Regions from separate parts of the Homo sapiens genome. Here region 1 is linked to region 2. The links are chromatin loops, found by intact Hi-C in ENCODE. Cell type or tissue: chondrocyte. All regions are shown on one strand. Links, peaks and the distances in the headings refer to the core of each region. The heading gives the core; the rest is flanking DNA. Region 1 overlaps CAMTA1 (calmodulin binding transcription activator 1). Region 2 overlaps CAMTA1 (calmodulin binding transcription activator 1).

What was found. Hi-C counts contacts between places; a loop is a spot of excess contacts. Peaks named below come from ENCODE experiments on the same cell type or tissue, not always from the same donor. Only the 100,000 strongest peaks of a DNase experiment are listed, where the experiment ranks them.
Region 1: a loop joins it to region 2, with 8 times the contacts of the local background. A loop is called at or near these places in 3 of 110 quality-filtered maps.

What each region holds. Positions count from the first base shown.
Region 1 is chr1:7,640,364-7,655,650 of GRCh38, reverse strand. CAMTA1 (calmodulin binding transcription activator 1) reads right to left here. Exons shown (of 23, transcript NM_015215.4): 7 at 15,098-15,251. Among named protein-coding and RNA genes, the nearest start is that of VAMP3, 120 kb to the left of the region's middle. RefSeq lists enhancers at 3,947-4,446, 4,447-4,948, 11,340-11,840, 12,626-13,594, 14,696-15,196 and a silencer at 15,093-15,233. In chondrocyte, for the core only: CTCF peaks have their summits at 8,006 and 8,235 (motif pointing right); no DNase peak of the experiment used is centred there.
Region 2 is chr1:6,886,709-6,900,932 of GRCh38, reverse strand. All of the region lies in intron 3 of CAMTA1 (calmodulin binding transcription activator 1), which reads right to left. Among named protein-coding and RNA genes, the nearest start is that of CAMTA1, 110 kb to the right of the region's middle. In chondrocyte, for the core only: CTCF peaks have their summits at 10,609, 10,848 (motif pointing right), 12,238 and 12,439; no DNase peak of the experiment used is centred there.

The DNA of each region.
Region 1 (15,287 bases), core at 4,402-12,401, 760 kb before region 2:
GTGTAGTGTGTGTATAGGTGTGTGTATAGGTGTGTGGGTGTGTATAGGTGTGTGTATAGGGGTGTTTGTGTGTGTAGGTGGGTGTGTTTGTGTGTATAGGTGTGCATATCAGTGTGTATGTGTGTGGGTGTGTACATAGGTGTGTGTATGTGTGTTGTATAGGTGTGTGTTTGTATAGGTGGGTGTGTTTGTGTATAGGTATGTGTGTATAGGTTGTGTATGTGGATAGGTGTGTGTGTATAGGTGGGTGTATTTGTGTGCATACGTGTGTGTGTATAGGTGGGTGTGTTTGTTTAAGGGTGTGTGTATAGGTGGGTTTGTGTGTATAGGTGTGTATAACGGTGTGTGTGTATAGGTGTGTGTGTGTATAACGGTGTGTATAGGTGGGTCTGTGTGTATAGGTGTGTGTGTATAGGTGTGTGTGTGTATAGATGGGTGTGTTTGTGTGTATAGGGGTGTGTGTTTGTGTATAGGTGTGTGTGGGTGTGTATAGGTGTGTGTATAGGTGGGTTTGTGTGTATAGAGGTGTGTGTATAGGTGTGTGTATAGGTGTGTGTGTATAGGTGGGTGTGTGTGTATAGGTGGGTGTGTTTGTATAGGTGTGTGTATAGGTGGGTGTGTTTGTGTATATAGGGGTGTGTGTATAGGTGTGTGTGGGTGTGTGTATAGGTGTGTGTGTATAGGTGGGTGTGTTTGTGTGTGTATAGGTGTGTGCTTGTGTGTGTATAGATGGGTGTGTTTGTGGGTGTATAGATGTATTTGTGTGTATAGATGTGTGTGTATAGGTGGGTATGTGTACAGGTGGGTGTGTTCGTGTGTATAGGGGTGTGTGTGGTGTGTGTGGGTGTGTGTATAGGTGTGTGGGTATAGGTGTGTGTTTAGGTGGGTGTGTTTGTATATGTGTGTGTATAGGTGTGTGGGTGTGTGTATAGGTGGGTGTGTTTGTGTGTATAGGGGTGTTTGTGTGCATGGAGTGTGTGTATAGGTGTGTGTGTATAGGTGTGTGCTTGTGTGTGTATAGATGGGTGTGTTTGTGTGTATAGGAGTGTGTGTGTATAGCTGTGTGTATGTATAGGTGTGTGTGTATAGGTGTGTGCCGGTGTGTGTATAGATGGGTGTGTTTGTGTGTATAGGAGTGTATGTGTGTATAGGTGTGTGTATGTATAGGGGTGTGTGTGTGTACAGTTCAAGGGGTTCTGACATCAGGGGCTTTCCAGAATGCCTCTCTCCTCTACCACTTTATTTTTAATATATTTATTTATTTATTTTTTGAGACAGGGTCTCACTCTGTCACCCAGGCTGGAGTGCAGTGGTGCAATCTGAGCTCACTGCAACCTCCGACCCTTGGGTTCAAGCAATTCTCATGCCTCAGCCTCCTGAGTAGCTGGACTACAGGTGTGCGCCACCACGCCTGGCTAAGTTTTGTATTTTTAGTAGAGACAGGGTTTCAGCATGGTGGTCAGGCTGGTCTTGAACTCCTGACCTCAAGTGATACACCCACCTCGGCCTCCTGAAGTGCAGGGATTACAGGTGTGAGCCACCACGCCTAGCCCTTCTACCACTTTAAATGCCACCCTTCTTTCCAGCACAGCCCAGCTCAAGCCCCCGCCTCTGGCTCATTCTCAGGCCCTCCCCAAACCCACCGAATCACAGACTCAGGATGGGGCCCAGCACCTGTGTCCTAAGGGGCCCTCGTGGGAATTCAAATGCATGCTCCAGTTTGAGAACTATGGGTATAGAAATCACAATAGCCTTCCTGGCTGCTCATGCCTGTCCCTAGGAGCTGGAGTTTGGATCCTGAGGGCAGGCCTTGCCAAGCTGTTCACTGCTCATCTCCCATCCTCAGAACAATGCCTGGCACATAGTAGATGCTTAATAAAGGCTGGTAGAGTGAATGAGTGAATGGCCAATTTCTCAATCATGCCCTCCCTAGCACTTTTTTTTTTAATTGGTTCATCATTTCCCTCAGTGAGCTATAAGCAGAGCTCATGTCTCAGTAATAACAACAAAAACAATGATAGTTATTGGACATATCCTCCATGCCAGGCAGTATGTGAGCATCTTCATATGTTGACTCCAAAAAGAAAAAAAGAACAAGGCCAGGTGTGGTGGCTCATGCCAGCACTTTGGGAGGCTGGGGAGGGTGGATCACTTGAGCCCAGGAGTTTGAGACCAGCCTTGGCAAAATGGCGAGACCCAGTCTCTACAAAAAATAAAAACATTAGTCTGGTGTGGTGGTGGGCACCTGTAATCCCAGCTACATGGGAGGCGGAGGCAGGAGGATCACCTGAGCCCAGGGAGGTCGAGGCTACAGTGAGCTGTGATCGGGCCACTGCACTCCAGCCTGGGTGACAGAGTGAGGCCCTGTCTCAAAAAAAGAAGGGGAAAAAAATAATAACAATACTATGTACTCCACTGAGCCTCTGCTGTGGGCAGGGCACGGGGCCAGACACTCTCCTGTGGAGCAGTGGTTCTCAAAGTGTGGCCCCCGCAGCACTAGAATCACCTGACACTTGTTAGAAACGCACATTCTCAGGCCCCGCCCCAACCTGCAGAATTAGAAACGCTGGGGTTTGGGGCCCAGCATCCACGTCCTAATAGGCCTTCGAGGCACACTCAAGTTTGAGAAGCTCAGGTCTAGAGATGACATCTTTAACCTCCCAGTGATCCCTTGAGGCAGAATATATTATCCCATTTTATTAATGCCAAAACCGAGACTCAGAGAAGTTATGTAACTTGCCCAAGGTCACACAGCAGGTGCGTAGGGGGTGAGGAGGGGCTGCAGATTCAAGCTCTTTCCACTGGGCGACCTGCCTGGCTTTCAGCTCTGCCAGGACCAGCTCCTAGGAGGAGGTGAGGAAGACTGGACAGCAGCTCGGTGGTGGGCAGAGGAGAAAAGCGACCCCATCTGGAGGTAGAGGGTGCTGGCCGTGAGCAGCAAGACTCACTTCACTTCCTGGAGGGAAGTCTGGTTTCCCTCGGCCCCTTCACCAGGGGCTGGTGACTGTGCAGGAAACTCAGGGTCCTGGTGCTGGACCACATGCTGTCATCCCAAGCTGATGCCCAGCTTCGTCTCCTGCCCTCCCTGACTTCGCAGATGCTGGGCTGTCTCAGAGGGGCCAGGCCTTGCTGGCTGGGGCCTTAGTGGGCAGAAGCTCCCGAGTCCCTGGCTCCCCACTTGGGATTTCCTCACTTCGGGGTCAGGTCAGCTGTCACTCATCTGGCCAAGCCACCCAGACCAGGGCAGAAGAAACTCGTCCTTGAGCCTCCCACGGGAGGAACTGGGAGGCAGGGCCTGATGGGGACTTGCTCTTGGAAAATCAGAGCAAGCAGGAGAGGAAGGGGGAAGAAAACCTGGGAGGCTGCTGCAAGGAGGACATCTCAGCAACGCTGCATCCAAGCCTGGGAGCTGGGGCTTCCCTGAGGCATGTGCTGGTCTTGTCACGGCAGCAGGCTTTGTGCCTGGTTAGAGGTGCATTTGGGGGGAATTTCTATAAAAACCCAAAGAAGCTAAGAAGGGTTCATTCCAGACGGTACAGGATGTGTGGGGGCAATGCTTGGCTCCACGACAGGGCCTCCTCATTTGGGGTATGGTGGGGGTGGGAGGGGACCCCCTGAGGGATGGCAGGGGGCTGAGGGGCAGCTTCGTCTTGGCTGTCTTTCATTCCTGACATGGCTGTCCCATGCAGTGGTGGGGCTTTCCCAAAGGGCAGGGAAAACCTCCAAGTGCGATGCCCTGTGCTGGCTATGTGGGAAGAAGAGGCGAGAATTTAGAAACAGTGGGAGACCGGGTGGCAGCACCGTGCTGGCCTGGGGTCGGGGCCCCCATGTGGCCGCAGCTGTTTCCCTCATGCACTGTGTGATCTTAGAACAAGATCTTTGTTTCCTCTGGATCTTAGTTTCTTCATCTGGAAAGTGGTTGCCTCTTGCCAGTTCACCTGACTGTATGCCACTGGGCCCTATCCAGGTAGGTGGCCCCACCCCTGGATTCTGATGTGATGGCATCCACAGGAGATCTGCCCAGGCCAGGGTGGAAAGCCTCACAAGAGGGGAAGCTCTCTGCTCCGCAGTCCTGCCTGGAAGACTTTGGAAAGGAATTGGACGAGGAGACAGAGAGAACTCCAGAAGTCTGCCTCAGCCCCTGGTGGCTCCTGGAACGGGTGAGAACCAGCTACCTGTCCCCTCTGCTCTGTGGGGCAGTAACTCTTGGAAGGATGACAGGGCAAGGCCACCTGGAGCTTTGGTCACCATGGTAACTGTACAGGCGGCACCTGCTGGAATCGACGCTTGGCCTTCCTTTGCATGAGAAGAGATTTCTGGGTGCTGTGATGAGCAGGTGGCAAGGACGAGGGGCAGTGTCCTTTTCTGGAGGGCTGTGGGGGGCCCTGTCCTCCTCCTCCATCTGGGCTCGTCCAGTCCACCCACCTAGGTACCCTGCCACCCAAGAAAGACCCAGAAAGAGGGTGGCCATTTAACTAGTCAAGCCAGGTCACCTTGGGAGCCAACAAAGGGTGCTGTGGTCATTTGTCCAGGTGCTGGTATAGGCTGGGTTGCTCTCCAGCAACCCTGGACGTGTGGCTGCTCTCCTTATGAACCACGTGCCGGAGGCGGACGGGAGAGGGAGCGGCCACGTGCCTCTCCTGGAGTGAATGAGGCCCCTTCGGAGTCCTCGGTGTTGTTGACACTAGAAGGCTGTCTCCATGGCGACAAGGTCAATGGGAAATGGCAGCCGGGTTGGTTTAATTTTCACTGTATTCTTGTTGACAGGAATAAAGGCCCTGTTTCTGATTTCTTGGTTCAACTGGATGAAATTTTCATTAGATTTAACTTCTCATATCCAGACACCCACATACTATTCAATTTCCCGATCTCACCACTCAACTCTCATTCGCCTATTGGTCCTGAGGACAAAATTTTCAGAAATCTCATTTCGAGGAGCGCAGAGGCTGAGGGGGGACGGGATGGAGTGTGCGCCCACCGTGTGCACATGCGGGGACCTATCTGCCGTGTCCCCAGTGAGCCTGTCATTTCTGGTGCTCGCTGTTGGGGCATCACAGTCCTCCCTCTGCCAGGGGGCATGGGCTTCGTCCCAACATCACACGTCCTCTGGAAAAGGCGGGGGTGGAGGGTCCAGCAGACTGCCAGGGTGTTGAGAGCTTGACCTTCCCGTATTCTTTCTTCTTGCAAGTGGGACAGACATTGTCAATGAGGGGTAGGGAGAGGCGCCATTCCAGCCCGGCCAGTGACTCCATCATCAGGAAATACAGAGCGTGTGGGGTGGCATGTCCTTTACCCCTGTAACTGGCCTCACAGGAAATCTCCAAGGTGCTCAGTGACATACAAAGTGGCACTTTAGAGCCATCCTGAGGCTCTCGGAATCTTCTCCTGATGTGCGAAGCGGCATTGTTACCAGGCTGGGAATTCTTTGCACCGTGGGTGAAGTGTGAGTGCGCTAGGAGTGCCGGCCGCCTGGCAGCGTCAGAGCCTCAGGGTTATCTGCCCCTCCAGGCCACTTGGAAAGAGGGGTGGGGGACCAAGTGGGATTCTGGATGCTTCCATCTTGCTCCTGGTAAGACTGCTCTAGGGCCTCCTGGACTCAGGTGCCTCCTGGTGTGTGGGGAGGTAGCGCCGCAGGAAGCCAGGCTCGGTCCACAGAGCAGCCGCCTCTGAGCTCCCAACTACCTGGCCTGGAGCCTTCCATTTTTAAAGAGAGGCTGAAAATCTGGAGATTTGAATGTTGGCAATGAATTCTAACTTTGACAGAACCACTCCCTGGCACCTAGCAGGGCTCAGCATCAGCTCTGCATAGCAGTCAGGGCCCAGGACGTCGGTGGGGTCCTGTATCCCCAACACCAGCACAGGGGCGCACTCCACAAAAGGGGGATCTCCTGTCACGGAAGCAGCTATGCGGCCTTGAAGCGGCCCTGGGCAGCAAGACGCCAGGAGAGACAGGAAATCAAAAGCAGTATTTCTCTTCCAGTCCTCCTTGGGGGCCGGATCGGCTCCATAAAACTAGCTGGAGTGAGAAACCAACATTTGCAAAACAAACCTGGATCCTGGAGCAAAGTAGGAAGGAAGCCCCACACTCAAGTCAGCCTCTCCGTGCCCACCCTCTGCTGTCCTCCATGCCAGGTTGGAAGGGGGCTGCAGGCATTCTGGCAGGAGCCAGGAAGAGGGCTGGGACCCACCTGGAGATTCCAGGAACCTGCCCTGCCTGCTCCTCATGGCAGCAGCTCCTTCCCAAAGGGAAGGGTAAAAGGCAGAGGAAATCCTCTCCAGGAACCCCCAGCGCTATCGCTGCCTCCCCCATGACTCCCAGGCCCCGCAGATGCAGGCAGGGAGCCGGGCCTCTGCTCTCAGGGACCGAGCTGCTGTCTGGGCTGCCGTGGGGACACAGATGTGCTTCCTCTTATGCAACTCCAGGGTTTCTCACAAGTGCAAGTCAACAAGTGTCTGGCAAGGCTCCACCATGTGCCGGCACCAACACCTCAGCTGCAAAACAAGGAAACTTCTAGAGTCGTATTTCTTAACCCAGAGTCTACGGAAAGTCCTCACACAGTCCTGGAACATCCAGAAATGGTACACCCAGTACTTAGTGCATGCTGGGGACTGGCTTCCTCTGGGAGTGTGGCTACACTAAGCTCCGTGTGGCCTCCAACGCCTGCCCTCCTCGCACCTGGATGTGAGAAAGGAGGCCTGTGGCCCAAAGAGGTGCTGGTCCTGCTCTTGGCTGGCCTCTCGCCAGAGGCTGCTATAGGCCGGGGTTCCTTAAAAAGTATGGTCCTGGGGACCCCAGCACAAGAACCTAGCTTCATAAAAAACTCAGTGTCTGGAGCCCACTCCAGACCCAGGGAGTCAGAATGTCTGGGGAAGGGCCTGCCTTTCAGCCCCTCCCAGGTGGTTCTGAGGGGGAACCATTGTCTCTGCTCAGGCTTTCTGGGACCTTGGTGGATTCCAGGGTAAGACTGCAGCCGGCTCGGCTCCCTCTGAGCCCCAGAACTGGGTGGCCTGGGGGGCCCGAGCTCACTCCTGACATTCAGCCATTTGCTCCTATCCCAGAAGTCTCTGCTCAGAGGTAGTGACCCTGGAACACGCCTCTAAGTGAACACTGCTGGCCAGAAAGAGTCCCTCTAACAACACCCCCTCTCTCTCCCACCCGGGGCTGATCCCCCCACTCCTTACTGTGCCCACACCTGTAGCTCCATGGGGGAAAAGTTTTTGCAGCTCTCTTCCCTTCTCTCTCTCTTTTTTTTTTTTTTGAGGTGGAGTCTCACTCTGTTGCCCAGGCTGGAGCACAATGGCACGATCTTGGCTCACTGCAACCTCCACCTACTGGGTTCAAGTGATTCTCCTGCCTCAGCCTACCAAGTAGTTGTGATTACAGGCACCTGCCACCATGCCCAGATAATTTTTGTATTTTTAGTAGAAACAGGTTTCACCACATGGTCAGGCTGGTCTCAAACTCCTGACCTCAGGTGATCTACCTGCCTCAGCCTCCCGAAGTGCTGGGATTAAAGGTGTCAGCCACCATGTCCAGCCCTCTTCTCTTCTCTCTCTTCTTTTCTTTAGACAAGGTCTTGCTCTGTCACCCAGGCTGGAGTGCAGTGGCGCCATCTCAGCTCACTGCAGCCCTGAACTCCCTAGGTTCAAGTGATCCTTCCACCTCAGCCTCCCAAGTAGCTGGGGCTACTGGTGTGCACCACCACATCTGGCTAATTTTTCTATTTTTTGTAGAGACAGGGTCTCGCCATGTTGCCCAGGCTGATCTTGAACTCCTGGGCTCAAGTAACCCTCCTGCCTCGGCCACCCAGAGTGCTGGGATTACAGGCGTAAGCCACTACGTCCGGACTTTTAGGCTGGCTGCTGTCCTTCCTCGATGGGCTCTGGCTGAGCCTTAGGGATACCTGTTCCTAGTCAGGCTCGGAGCTCCCAGCCCGCCGTCCCCAGCCAGCCAGGTGATACTGGATCAGGATCGACTGAGCTGGAGAGGAAAAAAGGTGGGCACAGGCACCTCTCCCTAGGGTCTCCTGCTGCTAGTTCCAGCCCCACCCCAAGCCCCACCACTCCAGAATTACAGAGCAGGTCCCCAAACAGCCTCCTAGCACATCTCAGACACCAGGTCCAGAGGCGCGGGTGGGACAGGCCCCCGCCTGCAAGCTCCAGGTGGCCTGGACCGGGGAGTCAGGCTTCCCTGGGGCTCCCATCTCCGAGCGGGGCCGCTGCCACTGGCCACCAGGTGGCGCTGGTCGACCAGGAACGGCTCCGCGAGCCCCAGGAAGGAAGGCTTTGTTGATTTTCCTTCTTGATATTCTATAATCACCAGGATTACAATCTAAGCAAAAAACAAAACAAATAAACACAGCCCCCCCCCCTTCTGGATCTTTGGTCTTTGTCTGAAAAATTATGAGAAAACAAAAGGCGCACTGAACATACAACCCCAGGCTTGGGTACTGGCAACAGCGAGGGCCTCCGGAACAGAGGGAGGGAGGCTGGGGGTCTGGGGATCCTGGGCTCTGCGACCTCTCCCAGCCTGAGCTGGGTCCCTGGAGAGCAGGTGCTGGCTAAGCAGCCGCTCTGAGCAGATTTCTCTGCCACTGCAGCCACTGCTCAGCAATGAGGGGCCCGTTTGCAGCCACCCCATCCGAGGCCCGGTACTGGAAACGGTGTGGTGTCTCGGCAGCACTGCCTTACAGATGCTGAAGGCTGGCAGGACTGACACCCTGGCCCCTGGAAAACCAACAGGCTGCAGGTGAGGACCAGTGTGTTAGGGGAGATGGACTGTGGGGGCCATGACAGCACAAGCAAGCCCACACTTGCCAGGGCCTCCACCCAACTCAACAGGGCCTCCATTCACACTCACTAGGGCCTCCATTCCAACTCACTGTGGCCTCCACCCCACTCACCATGGCCTCCACCCTCACAGTCACCATGGCCTCTACCCAACTCACCATGACTTTCACCCTCACAGTCACCATGGCCTCCACCCTCAGTCACCAGGGCCTCTACCTCACCAGGGCCTCTGCTCACACTCACCAGGACCTCCTCCCAACCCACCAGAGCCTCCACCCAACTCACCAGGGCCTCCACCCAACTCACCACAGCCTCCACCTTCACAGTTACCATGGCCTCCAACCACTCACCAGGGCCCTCACCCTCACAGTCACCATGGCCTCCACCCTCAGTCACCAGGGCCTCCATCCGCCTCAACAGGGCCTCCAGTCACACTCACCAGGGCCTCCACCCAACTCACCAGGGCCTCCAACCACACTCACTATGGCCTCCATCCAACTTACCAGGGCCTCCACCCAACTCACCGTGGCCTCCACCCAACTCACCAGGGCCTCCACCCAACTCACCGTGGCCTCCAACCACACTCACTATGGCCTCCATCCAACTCACCAGGGCAGGGCCTCCACCCAACTCACCATAGCCTCCACCTTCACAATCACCATGGCCTCCACCCTCACAGTCACCATGGCCTCCACCTGCAGTCACCAGGGCCTCCATCCACCTCAACGGGGCCTCCGCTCACACTTACCAGGGCCTCCACCCAACTCACCATGGCCTCCACCCAATTCACCAGGGCCCCCACCAAACTCACCAGGGCCTTCACCTGCACTCACTATGGCCTCCACCCCACATTCAGGATGGCCTCCACCTCCACTTTCAACATGGCCTTTGTGGCCTCACATTTACTATGGCCTCCACCACCTGCCATGGAGGTGAGGTTGCTTTTGGAGGAAGTGTGGGGGTGGAGGTGCTGAATCCCCACACACTCGTGCCTGTGGATACGTCGTGTGCCCGTGCAGAAGCATGGAGGTGCACAGAGCACTTGTGTGGTGTGGGCGTAGGCCCTGGGGCTCTGCTGATTCCACAGCCAGCCCTCCTGCCGCCCGCCCAGTGCTGCAGAGGACACCTGCCCCAGAGGCCTGAGTACTCTGGCCTGATGCCAGCGGAGCTCTGGGGCTGGCAGGCAGGGTGGAGCTAAACCCCGAGGCGGCTGGGGGAGCTGCCTGCTGATTTCCGGGCCTTCGAAGCCTGCAGGAAGGCCTAGGACTTGCTCATGGCTGCAGGGCCATCTGGCCAGCCAGGGCACTCCAAGAGGAGCCTCCAGGTGGGAGAGCTGGGACAAGATCACCACACGGGAAGGGCTGTGAACACAGCTTAGAAGTCATGCCCTCGCCACTCACTCCGGATGGAACAACCTCACCAACAGCTTGCTGGGAAATGCCTGGCGTGCCATCCCCTCCTGGGCTGCCAGGAAATGGGCAGGGAAGAAAGCCACGGGTGCTCAGAGGGAGAGGATCTTCTCCGAGGAAACGGTTCCATCTGGCTTTCTGTAGGTTCCAGTGGAGCCAAGGGTGCAAGGTTTGGGGCATGGCAGTTTAGAACCACTGTGGCTCTGAGCAGCCCAAGATCACTGAGCAAGTTTCCTGCCAGCTTGGCAGGACAGAAGCACAGAGCCTGCCTGGCAGAGCAGTCGACTCCACTCAAAGTCATCTCTCAGTGGCTAATCTGGGAGGAGAGGACTCCCCCTTCAGCTCCTCACTCACACTATGGGGGTTTACTGGGTGCAAATCTGGTGCTCTCTCAGACCAGCTGCATTGGAACAGACCCTGGAATTTCCAGGATGAGACATACTAAGCTTTAGATCACTTGCGTACTGTAAACTCCAGGCCTCAGACGGCGCCTCAGACAGTCATTGCCAGGCCTTGGACTGAGATGGGCAATTCTGTGCACTATAAGCCAGAAAGCTGAAGCCCACAGGGGCACCCCAGGCTAAGCACAGCTCTACTCAGCCCTGAATGATTCACATGCAGAACCTCTTTCCCCAAAGTACGTTAGGATGGAACTACAAAGCAAAAAACGACACTTCCCAGACTCTCTTGCAACTAGGAGTAACCATATGACAAAATTCTGTCCAACGACACCAGAGATGAAATGATGTATGCAAGTTGTGGGCTTAAAGGGAAGGAACTCACCCTCCACCTTATTTTCTCCTCTTTCCACTGGTTGGAATGCAGTTGCAATGGCAGGAGCTGGAGTAGCCATTTTGGACCATGTAAAAGAAGGCAAAGCCCTAGGAATGGGGAGCAGCCACCCGGAGGGAGCCAGGGTGGCCGATCCCTGACCCTGGGGCTGCCACATCAACCCTGAACTGTGACATGAAAGCCAAAGGAGCTTCCCTTTCATTGAAGCCACTGTTATTTTGGTCTTCCTCATAGCAGCAGGACCCATAGTCTCATGATTACAGAAGGGATTCCAAAAGACAGGAAAGATCTCTGGGAATGTCCTGGGAATTCCTATCAGCTATCTTCATTTATTTCTGTGTGTGTTTTTTTTCATCTGAAGGAAGCATTCCTCAGATTGCAGGTGGAAGGGAAGCCCCCTTCTGACCAAAGGGCACAGCTGCAAGGACCAGGATGGGATTCTCTGAATCAGCCTGGTGAGATTCCCAGGGCATAAGGTCACGGAGCCCCCATCTCACAGCAGGTGAGGTGAAGGCTGCAGACCCATCTCCCTTCAGCCCTGGGGAGCACGACATTGTGATTAAACCGCTGACAACTCCGCTGGCGGGCAGGGAAATTTGGAAACATCAGGAAATCAAACTGTGAAGTCTTCGAAGGCACGCGATTTATGTGAAAATGGGATGAAGCTAATGTGTTTGGCTCCAGTGTTGGGTGACCCGCCTGATTCTGGAATCAAATCTGAGGTCTTCTTGGCTCTCAGCACACCTCTGCTGTCCCCGGACACACACACTTAGCTGGTGCCCTCTGTGTGTTCCAAGCCTGATCGTCATCTGCGCCTTCTCCTGCAGCCGCATTTCCAGGGCTGTTTCTCGGGCTGTGTTTCTGTCAGAGCCGTGCACACGCACGCCCGAGCCAAGGAATTGTGTGCGGCTCTGCTTCCCCCAGCCCAAGACACCAGAGAGCTGAGTGTTATTAGATTTATGGGGAGTTTGTTGTAGTTTTACATAATTTTCTGATGCACTGCAGATTTTTGAGCAGGCATTCACAGTTCCCTCCAGTTCAGCATTGGAGGCTGGCTCCGGACTGGTTTCCACCCCCTGGAGTTCATAAAGCCTAATTCCTCCCACCCAGCCTGGAGGTGGCATTCCTGTCTGATGGATGGGCAGCTCCAGGAAAAATGGGGAGCATATGGCTGAAGGAGAAGGGCTGTCTGTGTGTGTCGAGAAGAATTTGGGAAGGCCCAGGCTAGCAGCCTCTGACTGTAGGAGCCACCTTGAAAGGCATCTTTTCCCTTGGGAGAACCTCCTTGGCTAATCTCTGGCTCACACAATCTCTTGGAACTTTTGCTGGGGCCCAGGGGATTGGGGCTGCTCCCCGGCCATATGGATGGGGCCTCTGTCCAGCAAAGGGGCCCTCATTTTCCAGTGGAATCTGACAAGAGGAATTCCTTCTAGTGACCTAAGAAGAAGCAGACAGAAGGCTCAGAAAGGCCAGGAAGGCAACTCCTCCTCCTGACTGAAGACTTGTTTTGAGCAGGAACTCCCCTCTAAATGTAAACACTGAGGGGTGGGAGGAGCTTCAGAAGCACCTGGACCCTGGTCACCCTTTCAAGGCAAGAGTACTTAGGACCCTAATTTTGAAAGCACTGACTAAGCCCCAGAAAGGAGGTTCCAGGCTACTTCCTGCAGGCCTGGAGTGCACTCAGCCATGGCAGCTTCTGCAGGACCAAGCTGAGCCCTCTGGAGTGACTCCACCTCCCAAGAAATGGGACAGGCTGGCAGCCTCAGCCCCTTGGACATGGTGTGCAGGGGTGGAGGAGCTGAGCCGGGCCCCCTGAGATGGCTGGAAGTGCTGGTCTTAGGGCAGAGGCTGCTAGATTCTTGCTACCCCTTTATAGAAGGGGTACTGGGGTGCAGAGAGGGTGGGGCATTGGTCTGGGGCTGTGTAGAGGGGCAGCCATGAAGCCAGGATGAGCACCTGCCTCCTGACTTGCCAGCCCTGACTCTTTCTACCGCCCTGGCCAGGGGGCACCAGCATTCCTGGTCAGCAGTCATAGCGCTGGCCCAGCTGAGGCTCTGCGGCAGAGAAAGTATCAGTAGGCCCCCTGGGGCGGGGTCTAGGCAGGACCCAGTGTCCGGTGCCAGCCCTGCATAGTGAGGTGCCCCCTATGTACTGAGTACGAAGGCAGGCAGGCGGGCCTGACAGCAGGGCCCGCAGCACCGGTGCCCCAGACTCCTAGCCTCTGGCCTGCCCTTGGGAAAGTGCCACTCAGCAGCCCCGGCTCCCAGAGCCAGGACACTGCAGCTTCTGTCCTCTGCTCAGGACCCTGGGCAGGTCCCTTCCCCCCCACCATTCCAGGGCTATTTCCAGGGCCTTGTGCACACCCAGCACTGTGCAGAGAGCCGGAGGGCTTCCCAAGGGCAGCTGTGCCATTTCCCCATGCTTCCCGGTGCTCGGCAGCATTTTGAAGAGGCTCACGAGGCCCCTCCTGATGAAGCGCGGGAAGCTGACATCTCCCCCGTGGGGGCTCGAGGAGGCCAGGGCACAGGGGTGTGAAGGCCCAGCTGGGTGGTGGGAGGGCCTGTGGAGAGGCTGAGAGCTGAGGGAAAGGTGGGGTGAGCAGGCAGAGCCAGGGAGAGGGGCAGGTGGAGAGGCAGCAGGCTCTGGGGAGTGGGGACTACAGCAGGTGGAAAGGGCGCAGAGTCCTGCAGAGGCCGGGGGCTGCGGGTGGGGGGGCTGCAGGCTGTGCTCAGGAGCTTGGGCATTGAGCGTGCATTGAATGGGCATTGAGTGGTTTTAAGCAGAGAGGGATGTGGTCAGGGCTGCAGTTAAGAAGGTTGCCACTGGGTGTGGTCTGAGCTCAGGAGGTCCCTGGGCTGCCTGCCTCGAGGTTCCAGGCAGAAGCACTGAGGCAAGCCTGGTCCAAACCTCCCCACGGGGTACTTGGCTCAAAGGACGACACGTGAGGAAGCTCAGTCTTGTGGTCCTGCCCTTGGCGGGCAGGGCTGTCACCCACTGGGGGGCCTCCCTTGCCACACAGACCCCTCTGTCCCTCCTGACCCTCATCCCCAACCTTGAGGCTGGGAGCAGATCCCTAAATCCGAGCACCCAGGGGACTCTCAGGATTAGCATCACCGCAGGTGCCCGTAGCCTCAGCCTGGGCCCTCCCAGGCACAGGACCTTCACCTTTCCTCCCAGCCGCAGAAAGAATATTTCAGTCCCCCCGCTGTATATGGTGACCAACAGCTGCTTCCTCCCTCCAGCCCAGCTCCAGGGACAGTTCTGCTTCTGAGTGAGCCACTGACCCACCCCCTCAGGCCCTGCTGATGGCAGGTCCTTGCCCTGAGCCCTGGCCATCAATGTCCCTGAACCCCGTGGGCTACGTGTCCACCACTAAACAGCCCCCATGCTCTTCTTGGGTCAGGAAAGCCCCAGACCCATGTTTGTTTTTCCCGAGCCCCGCTGAACAGGGGGCAGGAGAAGCCACTGAGAGCCGCCAGCGGCTGCCGGGAGCTGTGGCCACGGCAACAAAGTACGGAGCAGCCCCAGCTTCCCTGCCTCACTCGGTGTTTTGCATTCTGTGATTTGCACCTGACAGATGCTTCAGAAAGCACCACTTTGCTGACAAAATGAAATCCAGCTCAATTACCATCATCTATTTGCCACCCAGCCTGGGAGCCGAGGCAGGCCCTGAGTCCAGGAGGTGGTGGCTAAGCCCAGATCCCACGTGGATGGGCAAGGCAGGAGGCAGGGTCCGCTCCCGCCACCCCTCCCCTGTTCCATACTTTCCCTCCCCAGCCGGCCTCCACTCCTGTCTGTGGCCCCGGAGACCCGGTCCTGGCCCACTCTTGGCCTGCTTCTTCCTCTACATGCTCTGTGTCTCCAAACCTCACTCTTTTCATCTGTCACGTGGGCCTGGCATTTTGTGCCCTGGCTGTTGTATAGGGAGCTTACAAGGGGCCAAGTGAAGGTGGGGCAAAAGCTAAGCTCACGGTGCCACTGTCATTCCAGCAAGATGGGGCTCCGGACCCGCATCCCCAAGGCCACAGAGGACCTTCCTGGCCCCGCCTGGTTGATGCCAGCCTGGTTCCCAGCGTGGGGGCGCCAGGCCGGCCAAGGCCACTCACACATGGGTTTCAGCTGCCCGATGAGCTCTTCTTTCGTCCATTTCGCCCACTCCTTCTTGTCGGTGTTGATGGAGCAGAGGATGGGGCCGCAAGGCTTGCCGCAGTCCTCGATGGCCGGCACGTTCAGGTAGTGCACCAGGACGATGTCGGGGTTCTGTGGGGAGAGCAGAGACTGGCAGCATGAGGGTGG
Region 2 (14,224 bases), core at 6,225-14,224:
GATCTTTTGCATTTCCATAAAAACCTTGCAATTAGTTTATCTAGATTTTGAGTAGGATGGCACGGAATTCATAAATCAATTTAGGGAAAACAGACATCTTACTATTTAGTCTTTCAATACATGGTATAGCCCTCCATTTATATAGATCTTCTCTTAATTTCTCTCACAGATATTTTGTGGTTTTCAGCATAGAGGTCTTACACATATTCTTAGTTTTATTCTAAGGTATCTGAAGTTTTTGAAGCTACTGTAAATGGTACTGATATTTAAGTTTCCTCTTCCAATTGTTTGTTGCTAATATATAGAAATACAATTGATCTTGTATCTTGTTGTCTTGCTGAATTCATTTATTCTCATAGGTGCTTGGGTTTTTTTTTATATAGATTCCATGGGTTTTTCATAATCATGTTGTTTGCAAATAAAGGCTAAATTCTGGAGTTAGATTAATTTGACTGTCTAAAACTCCAAAAGACAGGTGCTTTTCAATTATTAGAAAGTGTCCAAAATTCCAGAAAAAAAAACTTAAGAATTCTGACCTCAGAGTTTTTACTTCCCTTTCTTGTCAGATTAACACCATCTTACAAGGGATGACAGGAGGCTGTCTCATTGCACGGGAACGGGAGGCCACCATCAAGAAACTCTGGTGGCTATGATAACTTACACACAGTTTCAAAGTTATCCCTTCCACACACCACCTCTGTGTCCTGTGCAGTCTGCAGTGCTGGTGGCAGGCCTGATGACTACCAATGTACCAAGCAATGAAGCAGCATATGTTTAGTATCTCCAGGCTCTATCACCTGGATATTTACTGTAAGCTTCTGGTAAAGTGATCTCTTTCAGCCTGGTAAACAAACTCTGGATTTCACATGTGACTTTTCAAAGAGCTGCAGGGAGTGGGGCTGTTGACAGCATTTTTCCCACCAGCAAAGAGACACACGAAAAGGTCTCAATTATAGGTAACTGACAATCCAACAGCAACAAACACGCACAGTGTTGGCAATGTAAAATCCAAAGATGCTTGTATAACACAGAGGCAACACCAAGTTCACCAAGTTTATGGCTCAATTACTAAAGTACACAGAAACAAGGAAACAGATCAACCGATGAAGGACTTGACAAGGGCTTGTGTTTAAAATGTATTGCTGCCACCACGTGATTTTCTTCCATTCCACAACCTTATATAACTTAAGTCCTCAGTCATATCTACAGTATCAACTGCTATGATTTGTTGAAGTTAATTCCTGCCTCCATCACAAAAATCAAGCAATTATTTATCATGCTAGTGTTATTTTTGCCCAGTGGTTTCAGGTACAACTTTATTATGAGATAGTGAAACTCTGTGTGTGTGTGTGTGTGTGTGTGTGTGTGTGTGTGTGTGCGCGCGCGCGTGCGCGTTATACACATATAATTTTTTAACAGCGAAGTAACTCTCAAGCACTCCACTGCCATTCCATCAAATGCAAGGCAAGTGATTGCTGAATTCCCAATTATGCTCAAACTTAAATCACACTGTTTGGTCTGATTGTATACCCAGCCCTACAGGGAGTTGTGCAAAGGCATATATTTGGCAAGCTTTCAAACCACGGCAACAAAACATGTGCTGAAGAAAAGGATTCAAAATATTAAGAAAGCAGTCATTTATTTTAGAAAGCCTGTTCACGTGAGACAATAAGCTGCTTCCCAGAATAGGCTCCATCCATCAGGAAAACACTATAACCTAGCACACACTGGCTGGAATCCCTCTCAGCCATCACACAGCAGTGATGATTATTTATCATCCACAGTGCATCAAAGATGGGGAAACAGACTGGGCACGCTTCCATGATGGTGCAGGGCTATCAATGGCAGCAAACCCTCCCCACCCTGAAGAAGCATCCACGGTACCGATGACCTCACAGATCCTAGAGACTTACCTGGTTTTCCTACAGATCCACAGGCGAGCTTGTGGGTACTCAGGTACATGAAGGTGATGGAAGACAGGGGCACCTTGGTGCTACGTCTAGATCATCTATTCCATTTAAAGAAAAAAAAAATCAAACAAAATAAAACAAACCAGGGGGCCCCATGTTGGCCAGCTACCTGTTTGGAGGTCGGCTAGGCAACAAGAGGCTGGAGGTCCTTCTTGGTATCAGGCTAGCTGGGCCTGCTGAGTTAGGCCAGTTGAAGCAAAGCAAAGCTCATTTGAGATGAGACTTAGGAAAATCTCTTTCCAGTATCTTTCCTGAGCATATCCCTGGAAAGCATCTGTACCATCACGAAGCACCAACTCCACCCAGGATAACTGTTCCATTATGAGCCCATTCTCTCACACTCTATGAACTATAACTTATCTGCCTGGAGACAGAATTTCTATCTCCTTTTGTTTGTTTGTTTATTTTTGGAGATGGGCTCTTGCTCTGTCACCCAGGCTGGAGTATAGTGGTGCGATCTCAGCTCACTGCAAGCTCCGCCTCCTGGGTTCACACCATTCTCCTGCCTCAGCCTCCCGAGTAGCTGGGACTACAGGCACCCGCCACCATGCCCAGCTAATTTTTTCTATTTTTAGTAGAGACGGGGTTTCACCGTGTTAGCCAGGATGGTCTCGATCTCCTGACCTCGTGATCTGCCTGCCTCGGCCTCCCAGAGTGCTGAGATTACAGGTTTGAGCCACCGTGCCCGGCCCAGAATTTCTCTCTCCTTCTATCACTGTATCTGAGGAATGGGCAACAGATGGATCTAGTAAGATGTACATAATAATTAGTTTCCTCTAAATCAGGACACATTACAATTTTAACAAATATTTAAGCTCCTCAACCAATTTTAAGAAATATTTAATGAGCCAACTGAAGTACCAAGACAAGAAATAAGAAACTGCAGGTTAGCAAATGAACTGGAATCTCAACTTTCGTAGGGTAAACAACTTTGGATTCGTAGGGTTTTTCAGATACCACTAAACACAGTGTCTGCAAAGAAGAGAAAAAGTTATGGACTGGTGGCTAGCCAGAAATTTCTGCAAATATCTTAGCCATGAAAAGACAGGCTAGAAAAAGAAAACCAAGACGTTTGTGGGCAGAAAATCATTTTGGCTCTTAAGGCTGGGAAAAAAGAAATGAACAATAGTAAGTGGATACTTTTCCCTTACTAACATTCAAAGCAGTTAAACACAACCCATATATCCATCTAGAAGTGCCAATCCCACTTCTTCAGGTTCCATCAGAGAGCTCTGTTTCATTTTCAAACAAATAATCACCACCATATACTGAATGTGTGTCAAACATAGGGTCAAGTGTACTGCACACACTAACTTCTAATTAATCTCTGTGGGAAAGACACTGCCTTTCAAAAACTCACCAGGAGTACCGACCAGGTAGGTAAAGGGAGATGTTTAGAACATTCAGTTGACTAAACCACATTAACTTCAAAAGCAATCAGCCAAAAAGTCAAATCAGAAAAGCGATATACAATCTGGGGGTGTATATATGAGAAAAATGGCTTCCAGTAAATACAGGCTTATTGAGTTTGCACTAACTAGGAAACCAATGACTGACATGGACTTCCAACACTACTCCCCGCCCCACACTGACCCTAAACACACAGTGGCTCAGCAGCTTGTCACCATGGGAACACAATCTGCTGTGCTTACATGCTTCTTGCACACAAGACCATCCATATGTTGGTCAAAACCCATTTTCCACCCCCATCTTCCCACCTTCATTTCACACATCTTGATCCTGAACAGGCCAGGCCCTTTCCTGACTCTGCCTGTGCTCAACCTGTTTGTTCCCTCCTACCTGAACCTGTTCTCTACTCAGGCAAGTGGGGAACCAGGCAGAGTCGAGGCATCTTCAGCTCTGGTCAAACATGAGAAGGGAGAGGTTCTCTTAAAACTAGTCTAATGAATTGATGCTCACTCAAAAGCAACTGAAATCCTCCAGCTCCATGGCTTTATCTCTAGGTCTCAGTTCTAAAAAGGTCCATTTCACTATAAATTAACTGGGAAGTTACTGTTTCTCCTTGCACAACCCAATCACTGTAATAATGCCCTGATAAAGACAGCAACAAGAATGAAAAGTTGCACAGGGGAGCTTCTGCCAAGCAGATGGGTCTCCTGAGTTCTACAATCCAGTCCCCAACGAGTATATTCAAGACCAAAGTAAATACTTCAACAAACAGCTTGGAGTGGCATAATACATTTGAGACTCAGTGAGTTGGAAACGTGATTCTTTTCTTCCCTAAGGAAGCTGATGCAAAGGGTTCCTCAGAAGTAGTTAATTGAACCCTCTGCATCAGCTTCTTTAGGGAAGGAATCACAACTGCCTAGGTATCAGTAGCCATTACCATGTTTTCCTCCTGAACGCTTGGATGTTGCCAGGTGGAAAACTAATGAAACGAAAAGTGGCTGACCAAAGTTTAGATTTCCGCAAATATCTCTATCTTAACAGATTTGCTACCTAACCCCAAAATGAACATTCAACACAGAAAGCATCCCGGCCAGACACGCCACAGGAGAAATCACAGAAAATGCTATCTGGCTCCGAAGGCTGGATCTGAGGGAATTCAAATTCAGTCTTCAGCAAAGGCAAGCAGTGCCATCCCACTGCCCCAGGAAGGACACAGAGGCAGATCGCCACTGGTGAACTCCTACTATGGACCAAGAATGCTAGGAAATTATATTTTCATCTCATTTGGGGTGAACTAGGGGAATTTCATGTCCTTCTAGGGACACAGGCTGATTCTGTTTAAGTACAAGCATTCTGTGAATCCCCAAATTTCAATTTTCAACCCTAAAAGGCAAAGTTTAGAGCAGTTTTTTTCCCAAACGGTTCAAAAAAAATGTGGGCAAGAATTTGAGGAGCAGCTTCTAGGCAGCTAGTTCCACCAAGTGGGAGCTCTTCTTGGGCATTAGTGATCTGCAGGGTTCCGCTCCTGCACTGATTTAATCAATGGATACCTAGGCACTTGCAGGTACATCTAACTACTCAGAACATAGCTGAAAAGGAGATAGACAGGGCCCCCTGCCCTAAAAGAGCTAATAGGATGGGGAAGAGCTGAGGACAAAAAGAAAAAGAAGAGACAATTTCAGACAGTAATAAATGCTACGAAAAAAACCACACTGCCACATGACAGAGTGACAGGGGACTATCACCTGTCATCAGGCTATCGGGGGAGGGTCTCTCTGAGGATATAACATTTGAGGTGAGCCCTGAATGACACAAAGGAGCCAGCAAACAAAGATGGGGAGGAGAGGAAATAATTTTAGGTAGAGAAAACAGCGAATGCAAAAAAGAATCATGTTTGATGGATTCCCCGTATGGGAAGGGTGCTTAGAGGGAAGAGGCACCTGGTAGGAAATGGAGAGGCAGAGGCCAGATTATTCATGCTGACCGGACTCCAAATGGATAGAAAGTCACTGTAGGGTTTAAGCTAGTGAACGAATCCTATTTACATTCTTCATAGATTGCCCTGGCTAGTGCATGGGGAATCTATTCCAAGGGGAGCAAACTGGAGACATGAAGTCCACACAGGAAAATGTGACAGATCTCCAGGCAAAGAAAAGAAGGTGGCTTGGACTAGGGTGGTACTAGCAGAGATGTGCAAAGATGGATGTATTTTGGAAGGAGAAAGATGGGTGTCTGGGATGGGGAAAAAAGGGCAGAATCAAGGACAGGCCTGAGATTCTGGCTTGAACTACTGATGAGTTTGTGTTAAGTGAATCTCAGCCTTCATGTTCATAAATATTCTTCCATGCTCTTTCACCAACTTTGAACTTCAACCCTCACCTGACACCTTTTAACAGCGGACAGAGAACACTGCACCCTGTCCGGACAGACACCAAGGCAGATTTAAGTGTTAATACTTAGACAATCATGCTCCAAAATGAAAGGTGGGTGAGTTCAGGCCCACACACAGGCTCAGGGCCTGTAAGTAGTTTGCCTGAGCTACCTCTTGCCTCCTCCCTTGACCTCGCCCTCCCTACTGAAAAGTCTTGGTCTCCCGGCTTTGCAAAGACCCTCCATCTGAAGCAGCTGCTCACAGAGCATTTTCTGCTTCCTTTTACCAGGCTTTTAAAACAGATACTTTTTCTACCCTGAGTTTGTCACCATTTAAAATGTTGTGCTAGTTAGCAGTAATTATGTAAATGCAAGCCGCCATTTCTATTTTTAAAAGGAACCCCCATTTAGCATTCTTATATCCTGAAATGTTTAAAATAGCTAGTCCAGTGATGTTTTCACTTTATTCAAACTGTTTGTGTGGATTTAAATACAGGTTCAGCAGAAACCAAAGCAAGTCAAACGTTTACTTTCTATTAAACATCTAAATCAGAAGATTAAAAAACTATTTTACATTTAACAGAAAGAAGCCGTCAAATCAGCACAGCGGCAGCTTCACCGTATTTACTGCCAAGAAGGGCTGACGCTTGAGAGGTAATCAATTTAGGAAGGGAGGGATGGATTTCTTTAAATTCTTCAAAAAGGGAAAAATACATTTGAGCAAATCTTTTAATTATAGTATCTTCCAAAGAACCTACAAAGCCTTTATTCTTTCCAAACCTAATGCTTTTTAAAGGCAGCTTTTGCCCCTTAATTCCACATGAAATATTCAGTATAGCATAATTAAATTTTATTCCATGCTATTTTTACTGGGTTCACAGAAATAGAGGGTGGCATCATCCTTAAAACAAACTTCCCAGCAACTTCGCTTTCACAGTGAATGGCTGGTTCTTAAAATTGAACCTAAAATGCAAAACCTACTCCAAATGCCTATTTCAGTTCCGGGTAGATGGGTGGGTACTGAAAAAATAAGTTCATTCATATGTCACACCAACCTTCAAATAAACAATTGCCCCAGTTCTCCGTTCACTTAATTGTGCTTGCCACAAGGCACCTGAAAGCATCAATCTTCATTTTCAGCATTTAAATCCCACAGCCTGTTTTAATCTTTCAGTGTGAATCTATCTGGTGGGTAAAGAAAAGAGAGAGGAGAAAGGAAAGGAAAGAAGTGCCCATCTACAGCTGAAAGACACTAATCATTGGAGTAAATATTTGGATGCCTGGGTCACCTGTGTGAGGAGTGGGCTTGATATTTTTGGTCATTTATGTTAATTATACAACCAAAATCTTAATCTCTTTTCCAGTCAGGGTCAGTAAGATACAAATTAGCACAAACCCCCTTCCCTCGCAGCCTGACAAACGGAATACAGAACGGTACAAAAGCAAGGATTATGGGTCTCTTAAGTGATCCACAGCTAAACCCACCAGCCAACAGAGCCAAGAACCACACCTAGTCTCTCTCTTCCAAGATCATGCAGAAGCCCGATGGAACATAAGCCTATGAAAACGCACAACCCCCTCAGTGCGCATGTGAAGCTACAATCTCCATTTAGAATTCTGCAAACCTAATCAACAGGGATGATCTCAGATCAGTGGTTACCCACCCTCTTATTCCAGCCAGACTGTCTCATCTGTTTCCTAACTTCCTAAAAGCATCACAACTGAAGAGGGCAACCAAACAACAACAAATATTTTTCTCAAGTGACATCTGAAACTGCTGCAAGGGAGCAGCTCGCCCACCCACGCCAAAGAGGCTCCTAGGAAAGCCAGCAGGAACTGGCTTTGGGTGCTGCTCCAGAACTCATAGGTGCCAGGCTAGAACAGACAAACAGCTTTTTTTTTCTTCTTTTCTTTTTTTCCTCGAGATGGAGTCTTGCTCTGTCGCCCAGGCTGGAGTGCAATGACGCGATCTCGGCTGACTGCAACCTCCACCTCCTGCCTCAGCCTCCTGAGTAGCTGGGATTACAGGCACGCCACCATGCCCGGCTAATTTTTTGCATTTTTAGTAGAGATGAGGGCTTCACCATGTTGGCCAGGCTGGTCTCGAACTCCTGACCTCGTGATCCGCCCGCCTCGGCCTCCCAAAAGTGCTGGGATTACAGGCGTGAGCCACCGCGCCCGGCCACAGCTCTTTTTTTTTTTAACAGTTCTTTAATGAGGCTGTTTCTTTATTTCTGAAGATAAAAAACTTCAAAACATGAAAACCTATCTACTCATACATTTTACTTTGTAGTACAGATTCACCTCTATTGTTGATTTAAAACAAAACACCCACCAAAGTGGTCACTGAGATCTCATAGTCTAGAACTAGCTGCCACTACAGCCACCAGCACATGAGCTCCTCTGAACCCACATTTTTCAGAAAAGTTACCTGAGATGCTGTTAGAAACGGAGACCTAGTTGAAAATGAAACCAACCAACCGAGGCAAAAGAGGACAAAATTTGATTTTTATACCACAGAAACAGGTATAGAATTTATATAAAAGCATCTACCCCCACCACATTTGCAAAAAAAAAAAAAAAAAGAAAAGAAAAAAATTTGCTTGGAAGACTCATTTCTGTTTTCAGATTGGATCCCAAGGTTTCAATAAGACATTCTGCTAGTTTCTCAAGAACCTGGCCCATTTATCACTTTTTCAAACTACATCATCTTCTCATTCAAGTATCTCAGTGACTCTTGTAAAAAATATGTCACACGTCTCTACTGTCAAGGTTTATCTCTAGCACAATATGTAACCCACAGATCGCAAACAAGATGTAGCCTCTCAGAGGGGGCCGCAGTTATCCCAGAGCCTGCTGATGGTGCTGGTAGTGTCAATGTCAGGAAGAGGATGAGATGAACTCACAACCCGCCCAATCTGGGATTTCTGAAGGCACAGTATGGCGAAGTTTGGTTAATTCAAGCCCAACAATGCTGATCTCACAAAATTTAGTAAAGATCTGGGCTGAAACAAAATGTGAAAATTGTCTACTAGACTTTAAAGAATGATTATGTATATGAATGCATAAATAAGGTTGCTGAAGTAGAGGTTAGCCATTTTAAGAGGGGAACCACAGCAGTTTCAAAGCCTCCTGATGGCAGAAGTGGGTGGGCTGGTGCTCAGGATGTGTCTGTACAATGACTCACGTGGACCTGGGCTCTAACTCTGGCTGTGCAGTCTCACCAGGCCACTCCTTGGCCTCCCTTACAACATTCAGGTTCATGAAAAGGGAGGGACGAAGCTCTCCTTGCTGGTCTTTCAGGGTTGCTAAGAAACCAAATGAGATGTTGTCTGTGGCATCACTTTCTTAAACTGCAGAAGTACATAAAATCTGAGCTGCTACTATTTTTTTCATATACTAATGCTAATCATAGATTATTTATGTATTAAAATTGGCTGGTGGACTTTCTATTGGGAAGTCCAATAAGCTTCTTTCCTTATTTCTGAAGATAAAAAACTTTTTGTTTTGTTTTTTGAAGATGCAGGTGCTACTACCTTGACTTAAATTGTAATTGCTTGAGAAGTAGCTATGAGATGGCAAAAACGCCTAGTTGAAATACTGATGAAAACTGACTACCCCATGTTTCCTTAGGCTGCACAACTCATTAGCTGTACAAGCAGGGAAAATATTTAGGTGTTAAGATCCCGGAAGATCACAGAAGGCTATTCTAATGTCAAATGACCACAGACACAGGGCAAGCTAAAACCAGAAGGATGGTTTGGAAGCAAATGCCAACACATCTACAATGGAATTCAGGGACTGAGCGCAAACATTTCTGTCTTAGCAAAGTGGTAAATAGGCATTTAAGCCAAATTTGATCCAAGTTCACAGAGATTATATATATGAAAACTCATCAGGGAAACTCAACAGTATAAAAGTGGGGATTGCACAAGAAACCAGGTAAGGGATCTATGGGCACTCCAAACTATCTTAGCAACTTCATTATAAATATGGGATTATTGTCAAATGAAGTTCCTTTTTAATGACCTTCTAATCAAGGTGGGGAGGCTTGCCTTTGAGGAAGGAAAGAGAAATGTCTTTAGCAGCAGTCTGCATAGGTCAATGTGTCAGGACTCTCAGACACATCATCTCACATCATCCTCACAACTCTCTCTTGACACAGGTTCAAAAGACAGCTTAGAATCTGTGACTATTTCACAGCTAAAGAAACTCATGAAAGAGTGACTTTCTTGAGGTCCCACAACTTTTCAGAGTGATGACAGGATTCAGTTTTTGGTCTGCCTAAAGAGTACAGAATCTGGCCAAGCAGGCTGGGCAGGGTGGCTCATCACCTATAATCCTAGCATTTGGGGAGGAAAGCAGGAAAACTGCTTGAGGCCAAGAGTTCCAAGACCAGCCTGGGCAAAATAGCAAGACCTCGACTCCACAGAAAAATTAAGAAATCAGCTGGGCATGGTGGCCCCCACCTGTGGTCCTAGCTACTCAGGAAGCTAAGGCAGGAGGATCACTTGAGCTCAGGAGGTCAAGGCTGCAATAAGCTGTGATCATACCACTGCACTCCCTCCAGCCTGGGCAATAGAGTGAGACTTCACCTCAACAAAAAAAAAAAAAGAAAACTGTCCAAGAGCCTAAGTGGGCAAGGTGGGCTGCCCTCCAGGGAAGACCAAAATGGGAAACAAAGGCCTATCAAAGACTAACCCACTGAAGGCCCACCCCAAGCTGTGCCAGTCAGTCACTCAAAGGCCATCAGGGAGCCTTCCTTCCTTAACCCAGGAAGTGACATGGTCTGCTCTTCAAAAGGAGCTAAGAGATGCATCCAAAAATGGATGTCCTGGTTCCTCATGGGAAATCTCAACATTGGTAATCCCTTCTTATATCAAGTCCACCTGGAAATTCCCTCACAACCTAAGCTGCTGAAGACTTGCTATAAAGCTGGTACTGAGTCAATGCCAGGGCCATGGCTTAATGGAGTAGGAAACTGACGAGCACTGAACACATGAAAAAATATGAAATTACAGGGCCAGTCATAAACTGGCTTCTCTTCAGCAGAGCCTCCGGAAGGCTCCTGGGTCAGAGTCCCTCTCTGCCTGACGTCCTCTGTGTGCCACCAGAGGGCACTAACTCATGGAACTGCTCTTTAAAATCAGGTCACACACAAACTGCAGGAATGTTGAATGAAAACTAGCCTTCAAATCAATGAAGTGCTAACTATGTAATTTTGACAGTGGCTTTAAGCATTTGCTGGTCAAAATTTTCAATTTAATTCTACAAAACTTAAAGGTACACACATGCAGCAGCAGAAAATACTAAAAACAGTAAGCTGATCAAACCTTCAGATTTATGAAAATAACATATAAAACAAATAAAATAAAACTAAGAGTGATGCATGTGCTCCTGCATCTCTGGTCACAGGGGTTGTCGTATGGATAACCCATCCCAGCATCTTCTACACACACACAATATAAGAGCGCCAAGAAAAACATGCTGATTTCTCCTTTGCTTTAAAAAGCCACTCTTCATTGAATTACAAGTGGACATTAACCATAATAAAACTACAGTACCATTTATTAAGCATGATTAAAACATGATTTAATCTTCTGTGCTAGAATCCTCGTAAGACAAGCAGCAGACACTGACGAGTGCGCACTGCGGCCTAGCTTGCTGTTCTAAGCACATCCCACTTACTTTACTCCCCACATCCCTCTGAGCAGCGATACAATTCCATTTCAGTAAAAAGTTAGTTCGACCTTGCATTTCTTGAATGCAATCAAGAATTTTTCTTTACATCTGTATCCTCTGCTTATGATTTATTTGCCATGAAACTATAAATACAGATTTGTGAGTTCTGCCTCATTAACTGCTTTCTACATTTATTTCTTCACCTCAGAAAATTCATACTTGTTATACTTTCATAAGAGTGTAAGATTATATAATCAAAATAATTCAGCAATCAGTTGAATAAAAAATGCATCATGACCAAAGGTTTTTTCGTTTTATTTTGCTTTGTGGTATGTAAAAAATTTAGCCTTTGCTTTTATTTAAAAGGAACTGAAACAGCTTTAATGGTTTGATCAGAAATATTGGTTACTTCTCTATGCAAAATAAAACTCAAGTTCAATTGGACATTGGTTTTCCTGATTTTAGTTGATTTCCCTCAGTGTGTAATAAATAACTGAAGTTTACACTGAAATGAACAAAATCTGACAAATAAGCTATACCTAAAAAGAAGTTTCAGTTCTTTAAACAATTCGTTACAAGTTAGTGCTACAAATAAACTCACCTTGAGGTAACAGCCTACATCACAGGATACTGTCTCCTTGGTTTTGTTTCTGTTCTTTGCTTAAAAAAAAAAAAGAAAGAAAAAAAGAAAAACTTCCTCAAAGGTTTTTAAGAACAATATTGGTATTCTGGCCTATGCCAACACACAACGAATAAAGACGGGGTAACCATGGCATCTGTGGAGGTATCTGGAACAAAAGTACTTCTGTTAGTATTATCTAAGTAATCGCCTCCAAGTTTCCTCTATATCTTTGTTAATGCCTACTTGATCTAGAAAATATTTTGATTTATCTTGTTTACTCGATGCCAAAATTTACCTTAAATAACTGAGAACCACTAAGTATTTGCCTGTTTCCTGCCTCCCTTTTATTTCTCCATGTTTCTTTCTAGACTCTCACTAGATGTCGATATTACAGTATTCCAGAGACATGACTCATGTTTCTATGCATCTCTGTCTTCTACTTCTTCAGGAGGCACCGATACCATCACATATAGTAAGTCTGTAATTCATAATTCCAAAGTCCTGATATGCTCCAGCTTCTCACAGCACCCTGAACTAGGCTTCCAGTTACTTCAATCACAACAAAAGCTTTATGCTTCTTTCCAAACTTTCACTGCTTTATCATTGGAAAAGGTATTTATAAATGGCAAGTTAAAGGAAAAACATTCAGAAAGGATGCGACGCAAGTGACCCACACATTCGTTCAACAGCGTTTATTTAGACTCTGCACTGTGTCAGCACTGTCCTATGCACTGAAGATACAAGGGGACAAGACAAAGGCCCTGCTCTCATGGAGCTTCCATTCTGATGAGACAGGTGGTAACTGACTGGAAAACATACCACCGCTGGGGCAGGTGCTAGGAAGAAAAAGGCAGCTTGCTGAGGGGACAGAGTGGCATCATGGATGGTCACGGAGGCCTCTGGACCAGGAGGCGTGTGCACAGAGCCCTGCTCTCCAGAGCTCAGTCAGGCTGCGGAGCTCCTTCGTAATAACTCCGGATGAGGCAAGAGTAGGTCACTTTATTCTATTTCATTTTTAGTAACATTCGGTTCAAATTAATTTGGGGTTTTGAGAACAGTTAATTCACTAATAGAACTGTCTTAAAGCCAGACATGGGGCTGGCAGGATGGGAAAGCTCTCCCTACGAATTCTGCCAGCTTTCATTCCAATGTGTCAGCCCTCATGGCTCCAGCTCTGTGGATCCCTCTTCTTTGCTGCGCCCATGAACAAGTGTGTGGTGAGAGCCTGAAATAAATAGGTGTAAAATGGGTCAAAACCGTCGCTTCTATTTCTGTTTTTAACTGAAGAAAAATTTGCCCCATTTCCAGAGGCAGAGAGAGGAGGAGACATCTGGGTAAAGGCAAACTAAAGTATATATTAAACACACACATACGTATACAGATGAACAGGTATGTATCTACCCCCACCCACATACTATACACATGTACATACAACCATATATGTCTGACTTCTTCGCCTATGATAATCCAAAACTGGGTCTCATACAATGGTCTTTTTGCAATCGTTACAGCATGACTTTTATTGGGTTGTAGGTTTTATCTTTAAGAGGCCACAAAACTTTTTTAAAAGATCAAATAAAAAATTAAAGGTTCAAAGAAGATCAAGGCTCAGATTCAATTAACACTAATTTTGGAAGAATTTTTTTACTTACTATGCATATTCAGCAAACTACTTAAGTTTTGGGTTTTCTTCTAACATAGCAACCCAGGGGAGTCATTATGTACAATCAACTCCCTAATTCAGATTAACATATCTAAGTACATATTGATACAACAGAACACAATGCTTGCAGAGGCTCCCTGCTAGAGACTCTCTGCTTAAGCACAGGACTAAGAAGGTGGACTTCTTAAATTCCATTTCCAGCACTTCCCATTGTTACTTCCTGGGCCAGTTTCATAGATTAGAAGAATATAATACTTCAAAGGGATACTCTGGTTTCCATGAACAAAACGACTAGCATCTCCCAATTAATGTAACATCCTAACAAGTGAAAGATGACTTCTAAAATGACCAAAATGACCAAAAATGCACAGTGAAGCTGAAGGCAAGCCCCAGATCTGTTCTTTCATTTCTCTCCCTCACTATTTTGGGGGAAGGGTCAAAAAGGGAGTGGCTGTAGATAAAACACTCCACACTGTGCTCATGAGTTTTCATGGGATGAGCTGGAAG